2 separate regions of the Mus musculus genome follow, and region 1 is linked to region 2. Evidence: chromatin contacts called from ENCODE Hi-C or POLR2A ChIA-PET data. All regions are on one chromosome and are shown on one strand. Each heading gives the region's core, a stretch centred on a gene start or an enhancer-like site at or near the end of the contact. The rest is flanking DNA. Distances are from core to core; before and after follow the strand shown.

Region 1 (3,429 bases), core at 405-2,904, 47 kb before region 2:
TCTTAGGAAAACCCAATAAAATTAATCAACTATAACACAACACTGTAATTTGCAATAAAATTGACGAATTTTTGTAAATGGCTTGGAGGAGGGGGGGGCAAGCCCAATCTTTTTCATGTAAACATAATACGCTTGTAATACACTGCAGACAAACGCACTGCATGGGGTGTGGAGGACCCGAGCTGATTAGATTACCACAACATCAGCCTGGGGCCGCCATTTTTAGAATCTGTAAAGGACAAAAGAGGGAAATTACAGTTTTTACTCTCCATCTCAGAAATTAAAGGGAAAGGGAGACTGTTTCCCAATTAGGTATTGCTATCTTCAACCTAGAGCTGAATGCACCTCACTTGATTCTTCTCCAAGGTCTCCAGAACTGCAAACACATATATATTATCTTCATCTCTAAAGGATGAATAAAATAAGCAACACCGAAATTTACTTTAGAACTAACTCCAGTGATTTCCCTTTGACTTTAAATTTGATCATTCTTGAGAGACAGTCTAGATAGGGCGGATCTAGGCGGAACTAAAGCCAGTGAGGCAAGCACCCAGGATTGTTTTTTCTCTCCCTCCTCCCCCGTTTAGCACAGGGAACCGTTTGTTTCTCATCTCTGTCTGCTGCCACCGCGTCGGTGCCAATCCTTCGGTCAAAATAAGCTTTCCTGAAATGAGCCATATTGTGGATTCTAAGGCTCTGGCACAGTAAAGGACGGCAGTAAGGCAAGAAGAGCGGGGGAGGAGACTGCGAAGGCTGGGTACTGACTGGGGTGACCACCTTAGGGGCGGGTTTACCCTCTCCGGAGAGGATGAGGAGCGGTCTCTCTCCTACAAAGAGAGATGCCCAAGGCGTTCTTTTAACCCCTTTCACATTTAAGAGAACATTATGCCACCGAATGGCAGGGAACAAGGGCAGGAAGAAGAAAATGGGGCCTAAACGTCTTCTCTCTGCACCCGAACAAGATGCAGCTGGAGGAGGGGAGAGCTGGCAGCTCGCGGGACCTCTCCGACACCAGTCACAAGCCTCCTTCCTCACCCCGGAGGCCTGAATCCGCTACCAGGGAGGAGGGCGCCCCCTCCCTAACTCCCACTCTCAAGGGGGTTTAACTGCCAGTTTCCCCTTCCACAACCCCAAAACCCGCCATAATGCCCCAGTGCCAGGGACAGGCAGGAGAAAGGACAAATTCCATTTCCACAAGCGACGTGGCCCCAGCACAGGCGCCTGGGGTTCAGTGTGGACGCCCGGCTCCCGAAGGACAGCGACCCTCTCTCCCTAGAGCCCTAAGTCCCCCCACCGTGGACCCCACGACACCCACAGACACGACAGGCACTGACCTGTGATGGTCACACACCAGACACCCGAACCCTGTTATCGGCTCGACCCCGGGCGAGGTTCTCCACACCTCAGCGCTCGGTCGACCCCCGACGACAGCCACTGCGGTCGCAGAACCGACTCCACACCCCCTCCCCAAGCAGCAGCGCGCAGCGTCTTCAGTGGGAACCCAAGAGTCGGGCACTGCGGGCCACGGCAGGAATGACGAGGAGACGCTGAGGCTGCTCCGAGTGTCTATGCCCCCTCTGCTGCCGCTCCCGAACGCAGGCTCGATCTCCGACTCGGCCCCCTGCGCCCGCTCAGTGTCACTGCTTCTCGCTCTGGGAAAATGGCGGCGGCGACGGCGGCGGCGGCGGCGGCAGCGGCGGCGGCGGCGGCGGCAAGCGCACGGGGCCCGCCCGCCCCGCTCCGCAGGGGCAGGGGGGAGGGGACGAAGCTACTCGCCGCCATCTTGGTTATGGGCTGCGGCCCGACGCGGCCTCTCCGCCGAGGCGTGGAGACGTCACGCTAGAGGCCGCGAGCTGGCCAGACACTCCGTCTTTCCCACAACAGGTGCATTCATCCATCCGCCGACGGTTGGGGAGGTCTTGCTAGCTGGTGGGCTTGGCTCTTTACCCGTTGTCCCCGAGTAGCCCTCAAGCCTGGATGTAGGTGAGCGTGAGGATGCTACTAGTGGGTAGAAGGATGACAGCAGGGACGGGGACGACCCCCCTCCCATCACTTCCTAAGGTGATGCACTTGCTCCTACCCCCCAAGCAGCCTCAGTCCCGGCAGCCCCCTCCCCCCGGCCTGGCCTGCCAGCTCAGGGTGAGCCCGGTCGGATTGTCACTCGACGCCCACTAGTGGCTGAGGAGGCTCCAGTGCGCAGGCTCCGGGCACCGGATAAAAGCGGAGCTGGCGAGTCCCGCGCTGTCTCGATGGAGGAGCGAGAAACGCAAGAGGTCGGGGGGAGAAGCCGCAGAAAAAATTGCAGCCATCGTCAGCGCCGCCTCCCTGCCACCGTGTATGGGGTAAAAGCTGCCGTTGCCGCTGCCGGTGCAGTCGCTGCCGCCGCCTCCTATACTTCTTAGCACCGGGGAAGGATTCCCCGCCGCGGGACAGTGTGCTGGGCGGGGAGCGGGAGTTCGTTTGTGTGGCGGTGATTAAACGAGGGAGGGACAGAGCTGGTTTCTCGAACCGAAAAGGGGAGGCCAAGGAACAAAACAGGGTTCTCCACTAAAATCACACAGCGATTACGGATCTGGCTTTGGGGGCCTTTCCCCGGAATGGCGGTTTCCGTCTTCTTGGCCCGCAGCACGACCTTGGGTGCTCCGTAAGAGGAGTGGGGAGAGGCAGAGGCGGTGTCGGCAGCCAATCGGCGTCTGGTGATTTCTGTCGGGCGCGTAGGGATTGGCTGACGATGACCTCATGCTGCAGCAGCGGGTGGGGCCAGAGTCGTCGGGGGTGGCTGTTGCAAAGGCAGAGAGTGAGAAGTGATGACGGTGATCGTTGTCGCCGCGTCTTCTGTGGAACCCAAGCAGTGCCGAAGGAAGTCGCAAGGCTCTTCCCCGACCTTTTGCTCCTCTCCCTGCGCGAGGTGAGGGCCCTGGCTCGGCCTCTGCGAGACTTTGGGGCGCTGGTGCGGCCGTGGAGGCGCAATTTCTCCTGTGACTTTTGTAACTGCGTCAGGGCAAGATGGCGCTGGGTCTCCTTGGGGCGCGGGGGGAGAGGCACGTCCACCGCCGCCGCAGCGCATGTGACCGGCTGCATTCCTGTGGGGTTTGGCGGGGACCCAGGCAGGGCGGGGGAGGGGACCGGGTTTGGGCGGAGGAGATGGTGGTGCGGTCGGCGTTGGCTGCCCGAAGAGGAAGAGATGACTGTTTGAAAGCTCTTCCCCTCCCCCACTCCCCGCAGCAGAACTGCTGCGGGGGGGGGGGGAGCCCCTGAAAGGACACTCCTTTCGGGGTGTGCCAGCCACTGGTGGAGGAGAAGGTTTGACGCCTTCTTATATCTGCCTTTCTCCTTGCAAAGTATGCTTACGTAAGGTGGCAGTTCCCTCCTGTAAGCCAACTAGGAGGCCCTGAGTGTCACTGGTATGGGTAACAAGGACAGGTTAGG
Region 2 (3,785 bases), core at 522-3,021:
CCAGGTTCCAGGTACCATGCCAAGACTGTATAAAAAATATCATGTGATCCTCTCTAATACAGGGTAAGTACTATTATATATATCGTAAGGAGGAGGGCATCTTAGAGAAGTTTAGTAACATGCCCGGGGTTGAACATCCAACAAGGGCAGATACAGTCCGAGAGATCACAGCGGTGCAGTAGGAAAGTCTCTGGCATGATTAATAAACCACAGCTAGAATAATAACCAGCTAAGAGCTTTTACTTGGTGTTTCTTGTGTGCCAAGCATCATGTTGCTTTATGCATATTATTAGGATCTGTAAAGATTCCCCCTCACTCCTGACAGTTCCTCCATGTGGAAGAACTTCTGCTCCAGCATTTCTGACTTATTCCACTCCGAATTAGTGCTTCCCCAGGAAGAAGAATCAGGCTGGGAGAGGAGTGATTTCTTAATGGTGATTTGAGGAGAGGACTGGGAGCCTGTATCTCAGACTCCCTTCATCACATAGCAGCCAAACTCTTCTCCCTCCCGTGGTTACAGAGTGAATTCCTGGGGTTGGGGGGTGGGGAGAGGAGAAGAAAGAGAGGAAGGGAGGAAGGGAGAAAGCTGAAGCACACAAAATCCCAAGACTGGGAAACAAAATGAGTGACAAAGAAATTATACAAGCGGCTTCTAGTCCCAAGTGTTCCTTCTGCTCTGAGGGGAGGAAGTGGGGCTCATCAAGGTGGTAGAGGAAGATTTGGTATCCATGAGATGGTCCAGTGAAATCTGAGGAAGACAAGTGCATACACACAATTTAACAAGGAGGAAACGGACAGAGTGTCTCATAATAAACTTAAATTAGAAGAAGAGAAACCTGAGAAACAGGACAAGCTTGTGGATGAAGATACAGGAGACTCACAAGCTGGTACTTAACCAGTGAAGGAGATGCTGCCGAAGACCTGCTGAGACCCAACTAATAACATGACCAAATGAAATCATTCTTTGATAGTATTGCTTATGGTGATACTGGAGAAAGGAGCCCGAGTTAGGCTGAAGAAAGGTTAGATGCTGAAATGTTCGGAACCCCAATTTGTCCAGATGGTGGCCATGGAGCTACCAAGGCAGAGAAGTGTTGGCTTTCATATGGCAGGGTACGTGGTAGTGGCCGAGGAGGGACCATCACTGCCCCTCAAGTGGATTCAGAGGCATCATGGAGCAGAGAGTGCAGATTTTGACTATAGGAAAGATAATAAAGTCACCTCCTAGTCTACAGACAAGTTCCAGTCTCTGTACCCTTCTCATTCTGTTTGGAGATGCTATAATATGAGGTAGCTTATTTCAGCAGTTAGGGTGCTGGGTGGTAGACAGCTTTGTCAGTCAGCTATACACACACCGGTAAATAAACATTTTATATAGTTGTAAAATTTCATTCTATTCTGTTGCCAAAGAAACATTAAGAACTTTGTATAGCTTTTTAAAAAGCAACTACGTTTCTTTTAAAGAGAATAACTTTTAAAGTTTAAAAGAAAGGTGTGTGTGTGTCCTGCCTGTCTGATCTTGGCAGTTCTTTCCTGTTCAAGTATACTAACTTCGAGTCAATGATGACTAGGCTTTGACAGCGTCCTCTTGGCTTCCTCTGCGTCATCGTCATCGAAGCCATTTGAATGCTGACTTTTCCCCCTGGGCTTGCTAAGCCCAGTCCCTAGGGGACACAGCCATTTGAAACTCCCTGCGGTTTGAATGGGCTGGCCCAGCTGGCAGAGATCTGCAGCTGTGTTGCCTTTGGTTGCGTGGCAACGCAGCACCCCACCCATCTTCTGTTCTCAGAGCTGAAGATCAACACTGCTGAAGCTCTGTCTGCTCTTGCTGTCTCACAAGGACCGGAAGAGGATGAAACACCAGTCAGTACCGGGGGAATTGCAACGGAAAAATATTTTTCCATTTCGGTCAAGTCGCCATCGGGAAATCATTCAGACTCAATATTGAGACTGATACAGGGCGGTGAGTGGCATTTCTTGAGCAGGCTTTTCTGTTTGCAGAGAAATGCCCGCCCTTTGCGAACAATCAGCACCATTCAGCCTGGCAGGGTTGACGGAGCTTGGGGCAGGCCGCTGATAGATTTCATCTGCTTCTGAAACTCCGTGGTTTCGTACAGGAACACTGAAAAAGAGACTAGAAACAGGAAGTGGAAAAAAAAAACATTTCTACCTAATGGAAACTACCTTTTGTTCATCTGCACCTGCATTCCTGTTAAACATTTAAATTAGCGCAGGTATCTACTTTTCTAGGGACTATCCCCAGATGGTATGTACCCTAGAGGGGCTTTGCCTCTGATCTGGAATCTTCCTGTCACCATAACAAATCTCTCATTCTCTTTTCGCATTCCTCAGAAAAGAAACAGCTTGCCCATTGCCAGGAGGAATTAAGATCAGAGTCAGGGCAAAGTTCTAAACCAGTCTCCCCCTCCCCCACCCCTCCCCCTCCCCCACCCCCACCCCTCTCCCCTCCCCTCTCCCCTCCCCTCTCCCTCCCTCCCTCGCTTTATTTATTTATTTATTTATTTATTTATTTATTTATCTATCTATCTATTTATTTATTTATTTATTTATTTATTTATTTATTTATTTATTTTTGTGGCAGGGGTCTCTGTAACATAGCCTGGAACTCAGCCACACAACTGAGGATGGCCCTGAACTTGTGTGAGCCTCCTGACTTTCCTTCCTAAGTGCTGGGATTACAGGGATGCCCTTGTGCCACCATGCCCACCCAGCTCAGAAGCTCTCTTAGTGTAATTGTTGAGTAGCTCCCGAATAGTAAGGAACTGAGATGTAGTTGCCTTTGGTCAAGGAGGGGTCAGAGACAAGAGGAGTAAGATGATGACGGTTGGAAGATGTATGTCCGAGTGCACCACAGGGAAGCCAGGCTCAGAACTCCTTTTCACTCTGGTCCTTGCCTGCATCGACCCTGCTAGACGCTAGCAGATACTTTCTCACTAAGGTGGGGGAGGGTGGCTGAGACCCTTGATGGCACTGTGCCCAGAACAGAAAATGTGGTTGTTGGCAACTATATCAAAGGGCAAGGCTCTGCTCATTTAGAAACCTTTCCACCTCTGCTTACCAGACCCCATAACCTAGCATGCCCAAGGCCCACAGAAACTTTGGAACAATAGGCTTTGCCCCTCCTGTCAGTTATTTATTCATTTATTTAATTTTTCATTTTGAAGACAGGATATGGCTGCTCTTTTAACGTGTGTGAGTTCAAATCCCAGCACCTACATGATGGCTAACAGGTATCTCGAACTCCAGTTTGAGGGGATTTGATACCCTCTTCTGGCCTCCTCTGCTAATGGACAAATGTGGCTTAGACATAAGAGCCTGCAAAAACACTCATCCACATAAAATAAAAATAAATAAGTCTTTGAAAAAAATGTTTTTATTTACTTATGTGTATGAGTGTTTTGCTTACTTGCATGACTGAGCACCACATGTATTACCAGATGCCCAGGAAGGTCAGACGAGGGCATTAGATTCCCTGGTACTGAGTGCCACCATGTGGATGCTGAGAATGGAGCCTATGCCTCTGCAAGAGCAGCCAGCACTCTTAAGCACTAAGTACCTCTGCAGGTCCCCACCTTCAATTAAAAAAAAAGATTTACCTTTATTTATATGTGTGTTTGTGTGTGCCTGATACAGATGCTGAGATCCAAAGTCCAGGTCTCTGCTGCAGCAGTACTCTGATACACTGAACTCTGATACAGCACTACTCTGATACACTGAACTCTGATACAGCAGTACTCGGATACACTGAACTCTGATACAGCAGT

What was found. A loop is a pair of places that touch in the nucleus more often than their neighbours do. ChIA-PET counts read pairs that join two places held with the same protein, here RNA polymerase II (POLR2A).
Region 1: a map of heart shows a loop between it and region 2 (8-fold over the local background). The contact joins the promoter of Kmt2e here to the enhancer-like site in region 2. A Hi-C loop is called at or near these places in 2 of 37 maps with a recorded cell type or tissue (both heart). POLR2A ChIA-PET finds 5 or more read pairs at or near these places in 4 of 5 experiments (Patski and embryonic stem cell).

Annotation. Positions count from the first base shown.
Region 1 is chr5:23,432,689-23,436,117 of GRCm38, reverse strand. It overlaps Kmt2e (lysine (K)-specific methyltransferase 2E), which reads right to left and starts at 1,654. Exons shown (of 26, transcript NM_026984.2): 1 at 1,335-1,654. 5031425E22Rik (RIKEN cDNA 5031425E22 gene) reads left to right here and starts at 2,782. Exons shown (of 3, transcript NR_165300.1): 1 at 2,782-2,908.
Region 2 is chr5:23,385,042-23,388,826 of GRCm38, reverse strand. 5031425E22Rik (RIKEN cDNA 5031425E22 gene) reads left to right here. Exons shown (of 3, transcript NR_165300.1): 2 at 3,655-3,785. Among named protein-coding and RNA genes, the nearest start is that of 5031425E22Rik, 46 kb to the left of the region's middle. Within about 2 kb of position 1,771, at least 1 of the 3 ENCODE cell types and tissues checked has a DNase peak (open chromatin) inside an H3K27ac peak, as active enhancers do; it is heart, where a contact is called at or near this core.